2 separate regions of the Homo sapiens genome follow, and region 2 is linked to region 1. A link is a loop called in an ENCODE intact Hi-C map of the cell type or tissue named here. Cell type or tissue: dorsolateral prefrontal cortex. All regions are shown on one strand. Each heading gives the region's core, and the rest is flanking DNA. Links, peaks and the distances in the headings are about the cores only.

The links. Hi-C counts contacts between places; a loop is a spot of excess contacts. Peaks named below come from ENCODE experiments on the same cell type or tissue, not always from the same donor. Only the 100,000 strongest peaks of a DNase experiment are listed, where the experiment ranks them.
Region 2: a loop joins it to region 1, with 2.6 times the contacts of the local background. A loop is called at or near these places in 66 of 110 quality-filtered maps.

Annotation. Positions count from the first base shown.
Region 1 is chr6:118,259,680-118,269,046 of GRCh38, reverse strand. It overlaps SLC35F1 (solute carrier family 35 member F1), which reads right to left. Exons shown (of 8, transcript NM_001029858.4): 4 at 1,893-2,052. Among named protein-coding and RNA genes, the nearest start is that of PLN, 280 kb to the left of the region's middle. In dorsolateral prefrontal cortex, for the core only: CTCF peaks have their summits at 4,700 and 4,904; a DNase peak (open chromatin) is centred at 4,886.
Region 2 is chr6:117,981,418-117,990,784 of GRCh38, reverse strand. The region is part of intron 1 of SLC35F1 (solute carrier family 35 member F1); the gene reads right to left. Among named protein-coding and RNA genes, the nearest start is that of SLC35F1, 79 kb to the right of the region's middle. In dorsolateral prefrontal cortex, for the core only: no CTCF peak of the experiment used is centred there; a DNase peak (open chromatin) is centred at 4,555; H3K27ac peaks cover 4,569 bases.

The DNA.
Region 1 (9,367 bases), core at 951-8,950:
ATGCAAGATGATGGCCAAGATGAATGGCTGGGGTTCATGAAGATAGAGTTTTTATAACTAAGGGTACTTGCTTCTGCTTAGCCTGTGTTTACACAGTGTGCGGAAAGCTGAGAAAGTGTAATGAAATTACAACTTTAGGCCGGCCGCAGTGGCTTATGCCTGTAATCTTGGCACTTTGGGAGGCCGAGGCTGGTGGAGCACTTGAGGTCAGGAGTTCAAGACTAGCCTGGTCAATGTGATGAAACCCCGTTTCTACTAAAAATACAAAAATTAGCTGGGTGTGGTGGCAGGTGCCTGTAATCCCAGCTACTTGGGAGGCTGAGGCAGGGGAATCACTTGAACCCGGGAGGTGGAGGTTGCAGTGAGCTGAAATTACGCCACTGCACTCCAGCCTGGGCAACAGAGCGGGACTCTGTCTCAAAAAAAAAAAAAAAAAAAAAAAAAAATATATATATATATATACATATATATGACTTTAGAACAACTGGCCACATTGTATAAGACAAAAATATTATCTGATTGGTCCAAAAAGATTATTCATATCAACATTACTACATGTATATAGCATAATATTGGCCTTTTCATATGACGTCTATCAATATGTCATGGAACCAGTGTTTCATAGAAGAGAATCTGGGAAACACTGAGGTATTTATTTTCAGATTTCTATTGAAGTGGGGACTGATGGTGTTGTGTAGATGGTGTGGATGTGTGAGGCTGAGGCTGTCTCTCTTTTGTTCTATGTTGTATCTTCAGCTCCCAGCAACATGGGACAGAGAAAGAGGCCTGCCCTGGAGGCCGGGGGCCTTGTGTTCCAGTCTCTGCTTTGTCAGCTCTGTGACTTTGGGCAACTCACTTGGTTTGGATGGATCTTGGTGTTCACATATGTCAATTACAAAGGAGTTGAACAAGGTCCTTTTCAGTTATAAAGTTCTATGGTACAACATACATGACATTGTTTCAGAGACTTAACGTGACCTTGTCTCATAAAGAGAAACGGTCCACTTTTGACTCTTTATCATCTAATTTCCTAGAAGAAGGGGCAATTCCAAGAACTATAGAAAAGTGGGTACTTTCTATCCCATTTCTAATGTTAACAAAGAAGGTCATTTTTTTTCTGTTCCAAAAACCCTTCTGTAGCTAAAATTTTGGTATATTTTAAAGAATTGCAATGCTTTAAAAAGGGTCTTCTGGAAACCACCCTGACTCAGGGCTCCCCCAGCAGATTCACAGCAATTTGATGAGTGAATCATGCAGCTTTACCTTATGGGTTTATAAACTCTAATTGATACCAATAACCCCTCCTCGCAAAGCAAATTAAAAACCATGTGTGAGAAGACTGAACTTAACTCTCCCTCCTAAAATTATGGAGCACTCCTAACTAGTCCTCAAACTTTATTTACTCGTGGGCCTATAAACCAACCTTCACCCAGTAGTTTGAAAGCTCAGTCTTTCTCTGGCTTGACAGAGAAAGGTTTGGGGTTGGGGAAATGTGTGGAAGGCCCTGTGGCTCAGGAGTGAATTAGCTCATTACCACCAACTCTACCAAGGACCAGGGCTTGGGCCAGGCAGCTGGTTCAGGAACGGACTGACCTCCAAAACATCTTCTTGGTAGGTCATGACTCTCAGTTTTAAACACTGTCTGCATGTTTCTGAATGGATGCAGAAAGGGCATGAAAGCTGTATTTTGCAAACTCATGCACTCAAGAAACATGCATTAAGCACCTCCTGTGTGCCCTGTTTCAGGTGTGGGGAACAGACATGAACAGGACACAGATAGTGGGAAATCCAGGTTCCTAAGGTCCTTGTTTTCACCCAACTATGAACATTCCATTTCTTGCCTTGGCCTCACCCGCAGAGGTAAGGAACCTGGTGAACATCCGAAGACTCACCTGCTCCCTGATGTCTTCCCACAAGCACATCTGCTCCCACCATGCAGCCCATTCCCAGGATGCAGACAACGATGCCGATGAAATGCACAGCCTTGTACCGGATCAGCAGGAAGAACCAGGAGAGCAAAATCACGACTGGGATCACAAAACAGTCCAGGAGCTATTGGGAGGGATGAAGGTAAACAACAACAGGAGATTCAGGAGGAAGCATTCCATGTAGTAGGGAAAAGTAATTTAGTTCTGCAGAAAGGGTTCTGCCTTTCCCCTGAACCTGAGATTTTGTGTAGACCCAGACTTGATGTACTTAAAACAGACTCTGAAATAAATGGAAATTAGCTTTATTTATTTACTTAATTGTAAACATCCCCCAAACTTTAAGGGAAAGGGGAGAAGGCAAATTGATAAGACAGGCTGGTGGTGAAGAGTCTCCTGCCTCCAGGTGCTGGGGCAGCTCTGCCTCCTGTCTTCCTCAGGGCCAGGCCATGCTCCATGGGAACATCTTTGGTTCGGGGACAGTACACCCAGCCTTTTTACATTGTCCCCCTATTTTACGAGTAGATCCGGGAATGGGAGATGAGGGTGCAGAGGTCTTATAATGTTTTATGAATTATTAGAAATTAGACAAAAGTTGAATTTAATTTCTCCTGGACAGCTGTCTTCCTGCTACCAGTAAAAATTGATCTGTTCTTGTCATTTCATTCTTAAAATAAAAAAGTGCTCTAAATATAAATACAAATATGAGTCTCAAAAGTAGAAATACTTAAAAGAACTATTAGAAAAAAAATTTTTTAAAGAAAGTTGAATAGAGTATAGCAAAAAAATTTGATTTCATTTTTTATATATTTTGTACAAATAGTGAGATTCCATCTGACATGTAAGTCCAAAGAGTTGATAGAGAATTTGCCCCAATTATGTAGAGAGATAATGTGGTGAAATGAGAAGACCCCTGTGCTAGGAGCCAGAAGACCTGAATTTGAGTACAGATTCTCATTTACAGCTATGTGACCTTGGGCAAATCACAAGCTCAGGAGCCTCAAATTTCTGTTAGTAAAATGAAGATAACAACTTTCCCCAAAGATCAGCATGAACCTCAGAGATACTACATATGAAAGTAATTCTTAAATCACGAGGCCCTCATTGCTGGTCTATAACTCTGCTTTCAAACACACTCTTTGGGCTCCATGGAACTAATTCAGATTCTACCACACTGTGGTAAGACCTCTGGATACACTATCCAAGACAGGGTCTTTCTTAGACAAAGTGATGTCACATAGAACTGCAAGTTCCTTGTACCACATGAGGAACTTATGATTTGTCCAACCATCCAGTATATCTCCTTGCTGGAATTCTAAACAAGTGGCCTCTACCACCCAGCTGCCAGTACAGGGCAGTGATCCTCAATACTCCTTCACTTTCATTGCCTATATCCTATTGATTACCAAATTCTGCCAATTTAATCTTCCAAACATCTCTCAAATCTACTCATGCCACCCTCTCCCACTTCTGCCACCTAGACTGAGCTAACATCCTCTGCTACATGGAACAAGCCTCTCCTTCATGCCCCAGGGCCTTCACTTATGTACACTCCTCCTTCTGGAGGAGCTCCACTGCTTGAACTTCCTCCTCCTTTATCCTTCAGGCCTGCACTTATAATTTGCCTCCTCAGGAAAGCCTCTTAGATCCCCAGGCTAGGTCGAGTCCTGTTTGATGCTTTTGTTGAATGCTGTACTTCTCCTCTGTAGTTCCAATTGTAATAGTACTTAATTAGCACAGGATTATTGGCATCAGAACACTGCAGGGATTAAGAGGAGTATTCAATAAGAGTTATTGAACAAATATATACAAAGATTTTTAATGACCAGAAACATCAAAATAGAGTCTCCAAGATTCACTGAAGGCTGGAAAAGGTTTGCGTATTTGCAAAGCATCCCTGAACATCAGAGTGGCTTCTTGGCACTGCAAATAGCATTGTGAATCCCCTCTATCCCCAAAGCTTTTTGTGACCTGGACAGATGCTCATGTTTCTCTGTGCACTGGTCTTCTCCTCTGCAAAATGAAACAAGCACTCAGAATAGTAAGCTATCCCTGAGGTTGCTGAGATGATAAGGTGAGGAAGGACCACGTGAATGCTAAGTAGCACTGTGATGGCTGGGGGCTGAGCCCAAAGGTCACAGCACTCTTGGAGGGGCTACAGGAAGGAGGTGGTGGCAGGTAGGATTGTACTACAGCACACAGTTGCTCACTGCAGTTAATTAGCAATGTGAGTTAATGATGTGGTAATATGCTCTAAGGTAGGTTTTACAGCTAGCCTCAGATGCTATTTCAGTGTATTAGGAAATTTCAGTTTGTCATTGAAAACTGTTCACTGGGCATAAAACAGTTGGTGTTTTGTGTTAAAAATTAAAAATGATTGAATCAAGTTGAAATATTTAGCTGCACACTACAGAATTAGGGTTTCATTATCTGGCTGGAAGCCCTCAGTCAGTGGAGCTGAAGGCCTCTATTCCTGAATTATTGAGGGCAAGCTAGGCCATGGTCCAATCTTTGAGGAGAGCTGAAGTGAGCTTTTAGGTTCTCAGTGTCATTAGAAAAGCCAAAGCACTTGATGAGTCCTGAGATCTATTCCTCTAATGGTTTGAGTTGGAAAATCCTTATTTGTAAGTGTCAGGTGGTCCTGTGGGTAAGTGCAAACTTTTAGAAAGAAGAGAAGGGAAAGAAGAATATAATCATAATTTTTCTTAAAGAAGGATACAATCAAGCCAGTGTTTCTGGGGCATTTGAGGAGAGAAGCCTGGTGCTTATCATACAATGGGGCCTCAGTAATTGGTGGCTGAATAAATCAATGAATTGTCAGACATATGGTATCACTGACTGTCAGAAGGGACATTAGAGATAATCAAGGTTGCTACTGGCATTTAGGGTGGGACAACTGATTTTGCAAGATTGTCTCATGCTCTCTGCAGGGCAGTTAGCATTGCTGGGCCTTGACCGTTAAACATTCTACACATTTGCAAACGCCCCTGGAGGGCAGTATCTCCTCAGTTTAGAATCACCAAGACCCTTGTATTTAATAGTTGAGGCTTCCTAAGTCCTAAGAGGTGAAATGATGTGCTCAAGGTCACACAAATTGTTAGTATCAGCAGAAGTTATGTCATAATAATTTTTTGGACAATGTTTTAGTGAAGGTCAATGACAGGAATATTTAATTGCTACAGCTGAAGCTCTCACCATGGCATCTGTAACTGTTGAAGAGAAACTGTTTGGCAGCTGCTCTTAGTAAACAGGCTATTCTTTTTTAGTGATTTTTGCCTTCAGCTTTCCCCTCGTGGTCACATAACATAAAACATACTGACAAAATAATTTTTCAACAGTTTTCTCGTAGCTTAATTCCTTGGCTAAGTGGTTGTTAGAGAAGTAGAAAAGAGAAGCATTATAACTGAAACTGTTAAAAAAGAAAACAAACAAACAAACAAACAAAAACTCCTCTTCTGATTGCCATTAATCTTTTCAGTAGATTTAACTTTCTTTGCATACATCTCTGAATCTAAAAAGAAATTATAAAATATCCATATGAAAAAATAAACAAATATTATTTTATAACCATCTTATGCTCTGAAAAATCTCCAAGGACATTAAAAATACTTTAATGGAAAAGTGAAGTGTTTATTACTCTTAGATTTACATAGATTCCTTTTTTCCCCCTAAGGATTTAAACGAATTTTATTCTCCTTATGCCTTGAATCCTTAGGCAACACATGCCAGAGGTGTCTACGATTCTGTTTTCTAATTTTATAGACACGGCCGGGCACAGTGGCTCACACCTGTAATCCCAGCACTTTGGGAGGCTGAGGCGGGAGGATCACTTGAGGTCAGGAGTTCGAGACCAGCCTGGCCAACATGGAGAAACCCTGTCTCTACTAAAATACAAAAATTAGCCAGGCATGATGGCGCATGCCTGTAATTCCAGCTACTTGGGAGGCCGAGGCAGGAGAATCGCTTGAACCTGAGAGGCAGAGGTTGCAAGAAGCTGAGATTGTACCACTGCACTCCATCCTGGGCAACAGAGTGAGATTCTGTCTCAAAACAAAACAAAACAGAACAAAACAAACAAAAAGATAGAGACATGGAGGCACACAGTACACAATGGCTGGAGAAAAGTCTCTGAAGTCATGGTGATAGCAACAGGATTACAATTTGAACCTTGTAGTTTTTTTTTAAATTCATTTTCTAAATAGAGATGGGGTCTCATTATATTGCCCAGGCTCGCCTCAATCTCCTGGGCTCAAGCAATCCTCCTGCCTCAGTCTCCCAAACTGCTGGGATTACAGGCCTGAGCCACAGCGCCCAGCTTGAACCCTGTAGTTTTAAACAACATTTACAGTTGGTTGCATTAAGTTTGCACTTACAGTTTGTAAAAACGATTATGTTATTTTTATGGTAGACAAAGTAAATCTTCACAACAGCCCTTTAAGGGAGTTATGACTGTATCTACTCTATAAATAAGGGAACTGATGGTCTAAGAGAAAAGCAAATTAGTATTAGAACTGGGGCTAAAACACTAGCGTCTGGACTGCTAGATCGGAGTTCAAGTGCAGCTTCCAAAAGTTATTTAAATAAAAAAGGTTCATGCTGACATTACTTTTAAGACAACAGAAGACAGTCAACATTAAGTAGCACTAAAATTTTAAAAATATGTATATGTACAGGAAGATTGAAGCGTCATTTAATTTCCCCTCTTTCTCCCTACCTCTTTTTCTTTTCCACTCCAGCTGATCTCTGACCATCTTATCACTGTGCCTTTCTCTGTGGCCTTTAATCACATTTGGTTATGCCCTCTCCTGCACACACGCATCCCATCCCTTCCTTCCTGCCAAAATCTACTCGAGCTTCTCTTTGGACTTCTGTGGATGCTCCCTTCCTTTGCCAGCACTCCGCAGACCCCTTAACCTGGCTTTAGACACCCACACTTCCGAAAGTGTGCTCATCATGATGCGCGCAGCCCCCTCAAACACGGTCATGAAGCTGTCCCAGTAGTGGACAGTCTCATGAAGATGGAACATTTTCTGAGTGTCTGTGAGATCTGCCTTCAGGCTGCAAACCCTCTTTACAGCTGGTGTGTCTCCCCAATTGTATCCCGGTTTTACAGAATATTTTACAAGTCTTTGGTCCACAAGAGTTCACAACTCTAAGTCTGGGATGCAGGGAGAGGCACAGGCTGTGGAGCAGTAACATGGGATGGGGATTAGGGGGCTGTCTCCCCTTAGCAATGCTACCAGGGGCTTCGGGCAACTGCTGGCACATCCCAGCCCCAGAGGGGTGGGATAGAGGGAGTTAGGAAAAGCAGAGAGAGGAAGTCCTCTGGGTCATCGGTGCTTCTGCCTCACCCCTGCCAAGTGGGTGGCCAGCTGCTACAGCCCCCCTCCCTTCAATATCCAAGGGAACCTCACTCTCTTCTCTGTTTCTCTGGCTCTTTCCTGCAAAACCCCCTTGGAAGTCATGAGAGTTCAAGAATTAAAGGAGAGATAAAGCCAGAAAAAGTTTATTCTTCATTCAGCTGACATTTATTGAGCGTTTACCAAAGCCCAAAGCCCCAGCCCCTGTGTGCGTTCACGTGGGCCCTAAATCCTGCTGACCTGCATTCTGTTACTCTGACACTGTGCACTTTAATTTAAATTTTCTACAAAGAAAATGTGTTGACTATTATGCTTGTGTATGCATATGTATATATGCATATTTGTATATAGTGTTGTTCTGAATAATTTTGAGCCAGCCCAAATCCAAGAAGAGGAGATAGTTGGCCATTTTGCAGTAAGCATATTTTTATGGCCTAAGTCTCATGAAATGGAATTCCTTCATCAGTCAGCACCAGGGAAGGCCTCTGGATGTTTCAGGAGAGAATCCAAGGCCAAGTATGATATTGACTGGATACTAAGGTATCACACCACAGGTGAGGCTGTTGGGCTTCGTGTGGTTATAAGACATGCCATGGGGACAGAATTTATATTATTTTCTTTGTTTAATCACTTTGCATCAATTTTGAGAGTCATGTAGTACAATTGCATTTATCACAACCATATAACTTTATAAGAGTGATTGTGCAATGGAATCTGTGTAGGTCAAAAATATTGCATCATCACCATCATTCAAGTGCCAGTTGGCCTCATCCAGTCAAGTGAACAGAGTAACTTCAGAGTTTTATAAATTCAGTTATAATCACAAAGACATTAGAGAGACAGACACAAGTCAATTAAATACATTCACAGACAAAGGCGTAGATACACACAACTAATATTACAGGGATAAAATTCATATTTTGTAGAAGAAATAGGTTAAATGAAATTAGCGGAATGGTAGTGAGGAAGTCATGAGAACTGCAGAATTAGAGGAAGAATAAAGCCAGGAAAAGTTTATTCTTTCATTCAGCTAACATTTACTGGGCATTTACCAAATCCCAGGTTTTGAGTGGAGACAGTGAAGGCATATATAGATGAACAAGATATCCTTTCTTTCTTCCCTCAGGAAATTCATAACACCATAAGGAAACACTACATTCATTTATTTAATAATTTTTTGTTGTGTGACTGCTTTATATGGGCATAGCCAGGCTTTGTGATAAGGTAGATAAAACTGTCCCTGCACTCCAGGGACTCCCAGTTTAGGATAAAGACACCCAAAAGAAGTTGCCTTCTTTTTTAAAAAAAATTAAAAACCCTAAACCTGTAATATAGATACTTTATCATATCATTAGATTTAGCTTAACATTGTTGAGATATAATAAATATACTATAAATTTCACCCTTTTAAAGTATGCAATTAGTGGTTTTTAGTGTATTCATGAAGTTGTACAGCCATCACTACTATCTAATTTCAGAACCTTTTCACCATCCTCAAAAGAAACTCCATACCCACTAGCAGTTACTGTACATTCCTCTCTCCTCACAGCTCCTGGCAAACATGAATCTACTTTCTGTCTCTATGGATTTACCTATTCTGACTATTTCATATGAATGAAATCATACAATATGTGACCCTTTGTGACTGGTTTCTTTCATTTAACATGATGTTTTCATGGTTCATCCATGTTGTTCATGTATCACACCTCATTCCTTTTTACTGCTGAATAATATTGCACTGTATGGATATATCATGTTTTACTTACACATTGCTCAGTTGATGAACATTTAGGTTGTTTCCACTCTTGGGTTATTATAAATAATACTGCAACGAACATTTTCAAGCAAGCTTTTATGAGGAACATGTGGGCTTCATTTCTTTGGGTAGATATTGAGAAGTGGCCCTGCCAGGTCATATAGTAACTCAGTGTTTAACACTTTGAGGAATTGCTAAACTCTTTTCCAGTGTCCATTCCATTCTGCAATCACATCAGCAATGTACAAGGGTTCTAGTTTCTCTTTATCCTATCAACATTTGTTACTGTATTTTTTTTTTTGATTTTTGCTATCCTGCTGGGTGTG
Region 2 (9,367 bases), core at 558-8,557, 280 kb after region 1:
ACCTCTCTGCTATTAATACCCCTAATCTCTAACACGTCATAAAATCAAGAATTGATTTTAAAAGGACAAAGGCCTTCTTCTCCACCTTCTTTTACATACCTTCTGATACCTAGCACAGGACTCAGTACCCAGTAGGCACTTGCTCACAGAGTAATTCTAAGAACAAATGAGCTGGTGTACAGGCAATCACTCTGTAAAATGCAAATTGCAATGCAAATGCAAGCAAGGAGCAATTGATGAGTTGCCTTGAGCTGCACTATTTTGTACAACAGAATGTCCTATTTCTTCTTTGAATTTTGAAATTATTGAAATAATATACTTCTTCAGTTACCTAGTAACTTCCATGGAAATCTACCACCAGATAAACCAGAGAAGACATTTCACTGGGGAGGAGAAAGGATGGAGAAGCATATGGTGCAAACACAGCCTAAGTGTGAAATTCTTGTCTAAAACTACTCACACTTCCCAATGGCCTCCAGCGTGAGACAGAAATTCCTTAGTATACAGGTCTGGTTATTTCCTAGATAAAATAACTGTGACTCTAAAGCTCAGGATTCAGAATTCTAGTTCTGCAGTAAAATTCAGAAGTACACTGGAATGAAGGATCTTCACCTGATGCCTTTAATATTTTTTAATTTTTAAATAATTCAGGTGCCCTTAAAATGGAAACCATCCACTTAGCAACTTTTAACCAAGGGAAATAAAAACTCTCAGGTGCCATTTGGAATCAGATATTCAAGCAGAAAGAAAATACTGAATCTAGGTGCTTCACTGTCAGGACGATATGCTAAGTTGGACTCAGCTCTGCTACCAAAAAATATACCACATATATATAGTTTTATTCATAGTGCAAAATTACAAAATGGATAAAACATTGTTACTTGTCAGACCACATGAACTTGATATTTCTGTGAGGGCTTTGCTAGAAAATCAAGTTACAGGCTTTGCTCTAGTCTTTGTTTTTTTCCCTTTTCTTAAAGCATACCAAAGCTTTACTAGCATTCTTTCACCAGTCATTGCTTTACTTTATTCTACTTATAAACTATAACTATAAATTTATATCCATTCACTGAAAAAATGAATTAAATCCAACATTAAGTTTAGTAGTTGTTCCCAGTTTTAGGATATTTACCTTTAAACACTGTACTTAGAATTTACAAAAAATTAACAAAATAGCAAATCATTTATAAATTCAGAAATTACAGTCTAGTTTCCATTTTTAAAACTCCCTCGGTGAACCAAAGAGGCCTCAGAACATCCCAAGATTAAATGTTTGAGATAAAGCTGCCTCAAAATGAAAACTACCTAGGACAATCGGACCAAAAATTATTTTGAGTAGGAGGTCTTTTCTCCCAGACATGCCACTTCACATGCAGAAGAATCCCAAATTATCTGACAGGCTACAAGTGGAAAGCACTTCCTCCACTGGTGACAGTCTTCCAGAAAGCACAGTGCATGCTTTGACAGTACAGAGATGGTTTCCCATTAGGGGACAGAGAAAGGAATAAAATGTGTTCAGCTAAAAATGGTACAAGGATGCTGTTTGTGAAACTGTTTTGTCTGGAAACAGAGGCTCATTATTTACCACAATGTAACATTCGAGCTGCTGGGATTTGGGGAGTGGACAGGGAGTGGAGGGATTGCTGAATGCAATGACCCTTTCAGAGGTGACCTATGAGAAGTCACTGACTACGAATCATCCGAGACTTGAGTCCCAGTCAGCTCCCTGGGTACTACCAACTTCCTCTCTACCTATCTTTTTATGGAGATAATAACAACTGCTTCAAAATATGACACCTCCCAAAACTTACAAAGTAGGACTGTTTTTCTGATTAATATACATAACATAAAATTTGCCCATTTTAACCACTTTTAAGTGTGCAGTTTAGTGGCATTAAGTATATTCACATTGCTGTGTGACCATCACCATCATCCAACTCTGGAGCTTTTTCATCATCCCAAACAGAAACTCTGTACCCAATAAACACTAACTCCCCATTTGCTCCTACTGTAAATAGGACTTTAATAATAGAAACTAAGAAACCAACTCTCTCCCACATTATTAAGCCATGGTGTTTATCTTCTTCCAGGGGAACTTTTTGTGCTGGCACATTCCTCAGTATCACAAAAAAAATCAGAGTTAATGGTCAGGCTGGTCAATATTAATAACATTGGTACATCTCTCCATATTCAAATAATATCATTGAAACAACTTTCACACTTCTGGCTTATCTCCAAAGGACCATCTCGGTTGAGGGGCTGGCTCTGGGAAGTTTTCAACTCTGCATAAACACAAATATACCCAGGAGATTTGAGAGTTTTGTCATCCTACTGGTGTTCTCTGAAGAAAAGTCTCCTATGGCTTAGAGAAATCCTTATATTTTTGATTGAACTAAATTAAGAAAGTTAACTGAATTATGATATTGTATTAGCCTAGATGGGTTTGCTGCTCTGGGATATAAGGGAAGTGACTACAAGCAGAAAGTCCACCATCTTGTCTCCAACCTCAGGTTAAAATAATTATAGTTCAAAGTGATTCAAACACAAGAAATTCTGCTTTACACCTACACCAAGTTCATTCACTTAATAAATATGGTTGGGCACCTGCTGTACCCTGCTCTTTGCTGGGGCTCGAAACTCAGTAACGATGGAGCCCACACAATCCCTGGCTTTGTGGAGTTCTCAAGGAGTAATGTGTGTCCACTGGATTGCTCTAGAAAGAGTGTAGGTTTGGAGTGATGTAGGTTTTCTGGGCTCTCCTCTCTGTGGAGCTAGAAAGCCTGGTCATCCCTTTATGAATGGCCCACCGCTGTTGGGCTCTAACTGCACATCCCAAGCTTCAAGCCTCCTGGAAAAAACAACTATTTTTTTCAGCCTTTGAAAGTTCACTGCCTGGACTGCAAAATTTATAATTTTGCATTTGCCAATGAATATTGTCAGTTATTTAAAAAACACATAAAATAATGTGTTTTAGAAAAATTGCCAGGCATATAATTCACAAGCTCAATCTTTATACATCTGGGAGAGGATAGCACTTTACTATCCAAGCAGCTTATATCTGCAGAGCAAAATAATTATGGAAATATGAGTTTGTCTTTGTTCTTCCTAGATTCATTCCCTTTCTTTTCTACACCACCCCCATGCCATTCTTAAGCAGGTAATCACCAGGCTTTTTGATGCATCATTTAAGGGATTGGAAAGTGGAACAAGCTCAAATTCAAAAGCTTTGGTAAAACCCTAAGTCTGTGCAGAGTTTGGGCTGGGTGTCCTGGAGGAAGAGGGAAAAGAGATGAGGAGAGGAGGGAAGAAGAAAGAGGATAAGAAAAGGAGAAGGGAAGGGAGGAGGAGACGGAGAAGGAAAGAGAGAAAGAGAAAGAGAAGGAGAGAAGGAGGAAGAGGAAAAAAAGAAGGAGAAGAGGAAGGGGAAATGGACGAATAAGAGGAGGAGGAAGAAAAAGAACAAGAGGAGAAGGAAGAAAAAAAAAAGAAGGGAAAGAAGGAAACTAGAAGACTTACATTACTTGATATCAAGATATCAAACTTATCATCTAGTTCCAATAAAGACATCATGGAACTGACCCATGCACAAAGAGATGAGTGGATAGGGCCGAAGCAGATGTGCACATATATAGCTGCCTGATTTATGGCAAAGGTGGTCCTGCAGGACAGAGGCAAACAAATTGAGAAAGCAGTTAGGTGTGAGGCACAGGCTTGGCCTTTAACGTGATTTTTGTAAGAAGCATCCCTTCAACCCTGGCAGTTTATCTGAATGCCCTTCCTCTGCACTCCTTAGTACCCTAGGCATTTTTTAATTATTATACCTACCTAATTATGTAAGTCAGTGCCTTACCTGTCTGTATCATGAGCACCCACCTGATAGATAAGGAACTGAACTAAGCCTAAGAGGCCCAACACAGGCTGCTGGAAATCATCTCCAGCAGTAGGAGCTGCCAGTGATGTCGAGAGCAAAAGCTCTTCAGAGCTGGTAAAGAGAAATGGCACCTCAGATATATTTGATGCTGTCACATTTAACAAGTGAGGTAAATATACTGATTCCTCATCTTTCAAAATTCTCCAGCATAGAGGGACAGACTAACAATTTCCCACTAGTGGAGACGGAAAATCAGGCATGTGACACAGCATTGGGGTCAGCCAGGCAGAGGCAAAGGGCCCTCAGATGCCCAGGGGAAGAGGTGATCCGGAACAGGGCTTGGATGGAGGCCAATCAGTGAGCTTTACAAACATTCAGTTTCAAACATCCAACTTCCAGGGTGGCTCTAGCACTTGTAGAAAATAAAAAGAACATATAAAAACCTAAAACTATATCCTTAGTAAGTTTTTCCGAGTTAAGTAAGAAAAGTAAAACTGATTAATAAGCGGCCCCTGCATTTTTGGTCTGACATGAACAATTAGGGTAGTATAATAAATACCTTTCTGAGGCTCTGCCTGGACTGACATTTATTTTTCCTGAAAATTATCCTCAATCCAAGAGTGGTCTCTGATGGCCATGTTTAAACTACGGGAGCTATATCCCTGGCCACAGCTCATTGGCCCCAGAGCAGCCATCTGATCCAAGCTAAGCCAAACAGATTCTGTCTCCCAGGAAATGAGAACTGGGACACTGTTTAGTCTCTGGTGAGCTGTGAGAAGGCCATATTCCAATATGTAAATGGAGAAGCAGAAAAGACAAGCTTAAAGCAGACACTACAAAGAATCTGAAACAAGAGACCATCTGGCCTGACAGAGTGAGAAAGAGATGAAAACATAGCTGCCTAGCTTCCAAACATTTCCAGCCCTGCCCAGTCCTTTGTGATACCCCATCACATTAATTGCCTTTGGATTCCATGAGATACCCCTGGATCCCATCTCTGTTTACAATAAAGTTCCCCATTTTCATTCACGTTAGCGATATTTTCTGTTATTTGCAAACAAAGGAGGCCTAACTTTAAGACAGATATCCAACTTAAGTGCATGCATATTTACTTTTTTCTATAAATTTAAAGATACATTAAGAAAAACATGAACTAATTTGACGAGCTGTTTTCTGTCTTCACTAATTGAAAGACTTGCTAGTCAAAAAGAAATGAGTCAATGGATAGAGGTATTCACAGTTTCTCTGAAGATATTTTAACAACATACAGAGCATACGGCTTAAAAGTGTGTATAGATAGTTATGCCACTCAACTACAGGTATTCAATGGCCTCAGATGATCCTTTATGCTGTTTAATGAACATCTTGAGATGCTCCAATTAGAAATGTATAATGTAATGACTTTTTAATTGTTGCATTTTTCTACACAACAAACAACTCTGCATACAAGTTGAGCTATAAATTCAGATACCATTTCTCAAGCACTTTCTCCCTCCATGTGCCCATTACAAGTGAATTGTGAATTGTCTAATGTTTGTTTTTAGCTGAGTATCACCATTAAAAACAGAGACATTTAAATGAGTACCATCCCTGCTCAATTTAAAAAGTTACAGGCAACAAATTCAAGGGGCTAATTTGACTCAGGATATTCTTATCCTGTGATTCAACCTCTCAGTTTCAATCTATACTCACATCAGTTTGCTCAGCATTTACTATAGGAAGTTCATCAATAGGTATTAATGGAATGGGGAAAGAAACACATTATTTTTTATTCTCACATATGTGGTATCAAAAGCTCAGGCAACTACAGACTTTGATAGACTCCTGATTCAATTAAGGAAGTTTTATCAAAGTGTGATCTGTAGTATTCTTAGCTTTCTGTGCAATAGTATACATATATTGCATTTAATGAGGAAAGGAAGAATTAAGAAGTAGTGTAGAAGACAGTAACACCATTGTAGAAACAAATTGAGTTGTTAGCCAATGAGAGATGCAGTTTAGTGTAGGATGAAGGACTAGCGCTTCCACATCAGACATGTGTGAGTTACTCTCCCAGCTCTGTCATGCACTCTGGTTAATTCATATCCTTTCTAAGCCTCAGTTTACGCATCTGTAGAAAGAGAACAATAAATGCACATACTGCCTAGAGTTATTGTGAAGATTAAGTGATCTAACATTGCAAAGCCTGTATTGAGCTGGGGTTGGCAAACTTTTCCTGTGCAGGACCAGACAGTAAATATTTTAAGCTTTTCAGCAACTACCCAACTCTGCTGTTGTAGCGCAAAACCAGCCACAGAGAATCCATAAATGAATGGGCATGGCTGGGATCCAGTAACACTTAACTTCTGGGACACTAAAATTTGAATTTCATATACATTTATGTGTCATGAAATATTATTCCTTTTTTTTTTTTTTTTTTTGAGACCGAGTCTTGCTCTGTCGCCCAGAGTGCAGTGGCGCAATCTCGGCTCACTACAAGCTCGGCCTCCGAGGTTCACGCCATTCTCCTGCCTCAGCCTCCTGAGTAGCTGAGACTACAGGCACCCGCCACCACACCAGGCTAATCTTTTGTATTTTTAGTAGAGACAGGGTTTCACTGCGTTAGCCAGGTGATCTCCTGACCTCGTGATCTGCCTGCTTATTTCTTTTGATTTTTTTCATCCATTTAAAATTGTGAAAACAATTCTTAGCTTGCAAGCTGTATAAAAACAGGCAGTGAGTCTGCTCCACAATAAACTCTGAAAAATATTATTAGCATTGCCATTAATAATAGTAACTGAAGATAGAGGTTATATATTTGATAGTTGTGTTACTATCAAATATATAAGGAGTTTTTTCAAAGTAAATGTGTTTTTACTTATTTCCTACTGTTTAAACTGTTGTTGGAGGGCAGGTTATAACAAGTTTAGAATGGATGCCCTGAAGTAATACAATATACTTCTCAAAGGGTTCAAGAAGGACCAAGGAAGGCCAATTATCATCCCATTGTAGCTTCCATCTTTAGCTAGTCTAATTTTATACAGTGGCCTAGACACACGAGTTTAGATTCACCTACATGCCTAACATTCAAAAAATCAGGCCAGTCACAACAGGTGTAAGGGATCAGCATGAATTCTAACTAAACATAAAGAGAAAGACTGACCATTTCTGTTTTGATTTTTCAGCTGTACCACAAATGGGTTTTTATTATTTTATCTTTAAACACCTTTCTATTTCGCCAGTGAGGTCAGAATGAGGAAAGTTCTGTGGATCAGGAAAAAACTTTTTTTCCTATCTAAAAACATGGCATAGATTTACAGCTGCTTCTGAATTTTCTTTTCTTTTCTTTTTCTTTTTCGACACTGCGTCTCACTCTGTCACCCAGGCTGGAGTGCAATGGTGCAGTCTTGGCTCACTGCAACCTCTGCCTCCTGGGTTCAAGTGATTCTCCTGCCTCAGCCTCCTGAGTAGCTGGGATTACAGGCAACTGCCACCACACCCGACTAATTTTTTTGTATTTTTAGTAGAGACGGGATTTCACCATGTTGGCCAGGCGGGTCTCGAACTCCTGACCTCGTGATCCGCCAGCCTCAGCCTCCCAAAGTGCTGGGATTATAGGCGGGAGCCACCAAATGCTTCCTCCACAAAAGACTGTGTACAAGCCACTTGTCCAAAGGTGTGTGCTTGGAGTTGGTTTTCTAGGCCTCAGACTCATCTATCACCATCCTGTTGCTGACTGCCCTTTGAGACAGAGGGAATACAATGACAAGTCTATTGACAGAGTGCAGTAAAGGGAAAAATTATATTTTTCTTTTTTCTATACCAAGTGTTCTAGTCTAGGTCTCTCCAGTTTAATGAATAGAATCAAGAAAGGTAGGCAGACAGAGAAATAGGTGAAATTTAAATGTCACCACCTCATTAAGGTATTAGGGAATGATGCTGGATAATGAAGATCATGTAGCTGAGAACCTGAAGATGCAGAAAGGTTAATAAATGTATTTGTAGAGAGTCTCCTGGGTAATGGCCCAAAATCAGATTGGTTAATTTGCTGATATTTTAAAAGAAGTAATTATGTACAGAAAATTTGGAGAAAAAAAAACTACGTTTTTTTGTTTCAGTTCCATATTCATTCTCCATGGATCTTAGTGTCAGATCCGTATTCATTCTCTTTGAGTAGAAGTACCTCAAGCTCCAGATCTGATGCCTTAACTGCACTCTCTTCTGAGAAGTTCTCACTGATAATGTTCATACAATTCTGCCAGTTGGAAGCACTTTCCAAGCAGAGTGGAGTCTATTCTGAAGTCAGAGCTCCTATGAGGTTCTCTTTGTCCATCCATACCACAGATTCTGCTCCAATTAAATGTCAACTCATCATCCCACATTATTCACCACTGCTAATGTTCTGAATGCTGTTGTCAAGGAAAATTAAAATAGTTTCTACCCTTTGTACTTCCATAACATTTTATGTGCATGGAAACGAAGAATGAAGATTAGGGAAAAGAACCTGCTGTTCTCTAAAATCATAGTTTTTATTTCTTGAAATAAAGGCTTCAATGCTAGTCAAAATCCTCATTAAATATTGACTTCTTGGTCTCCTTTCATACCATCTGCAATTCAGTAATTTTCAAAAATATTTGTTGTCATCTCAGAAGGAAAAGCTAACAAGAAATACATGACAGAAATACACCCAGTAAAGTTAGAGTCAAAATTACTTCATTTCCTATAACTGATTTACAGATCACATCAATGTAAAAAGAAATAAAGAAAGGCTAATTTATTTAGAAAGAAAAACAGAAACTGTAAATAAATATATTTTAAATATAAGTTTGACAGAAACAGATTTGGGGGTTGTAATAGATCACAGATTAAATATGAATCTCGTATTTTTGTATTCTTAAAAGCATAAGCATGGAGCTGTGATCTTGAAACATACAGAGAATGCAATGCCTAGCTTGTCAGACTGACATCAGAATCCTTAACATCCATCAGGCAGCAGAGGCACCATGGAGTCTATGGAGAATTTCTCCCTGCCCCAAAATGATTTCTTGGGAAAAAATAAGAAAAAAAGGCAATGTAAAAACAATGCTGATAACTACTGTAAAAGATTGGGATTATAAAAGAATAGTGTAGGTTGTGGTATGAATATACAAAAAAAAGTCTTTGACCACTGTTACATAGTTTAACAGAGTTTAGAAAATGTAAAGCTTAACATTAACTCCAAAAATAAAACATTAACCATTAACTATATTCCACTTCACGTAGCCTCTTTTTCTTTTCATGACTGCTTGCCGTCCCACGTACTTCAGCCCCTATAAACATGCAGAAGCCCTCCAATGATGCTTGGGAATAGAACCATACAGAGGCATTTCAATAATGTAATCCCACTAAGTTATTTAAATGCCCTGTCAACTCCCAGCACTCCCTGATGTCACCTCCCTCAATCCTCCCTCATGCACTGTGACAACACCATGGAAGCCTCTCCACTCAGCCTTCCTGCAGTCACTTTCTCTTGCTCCC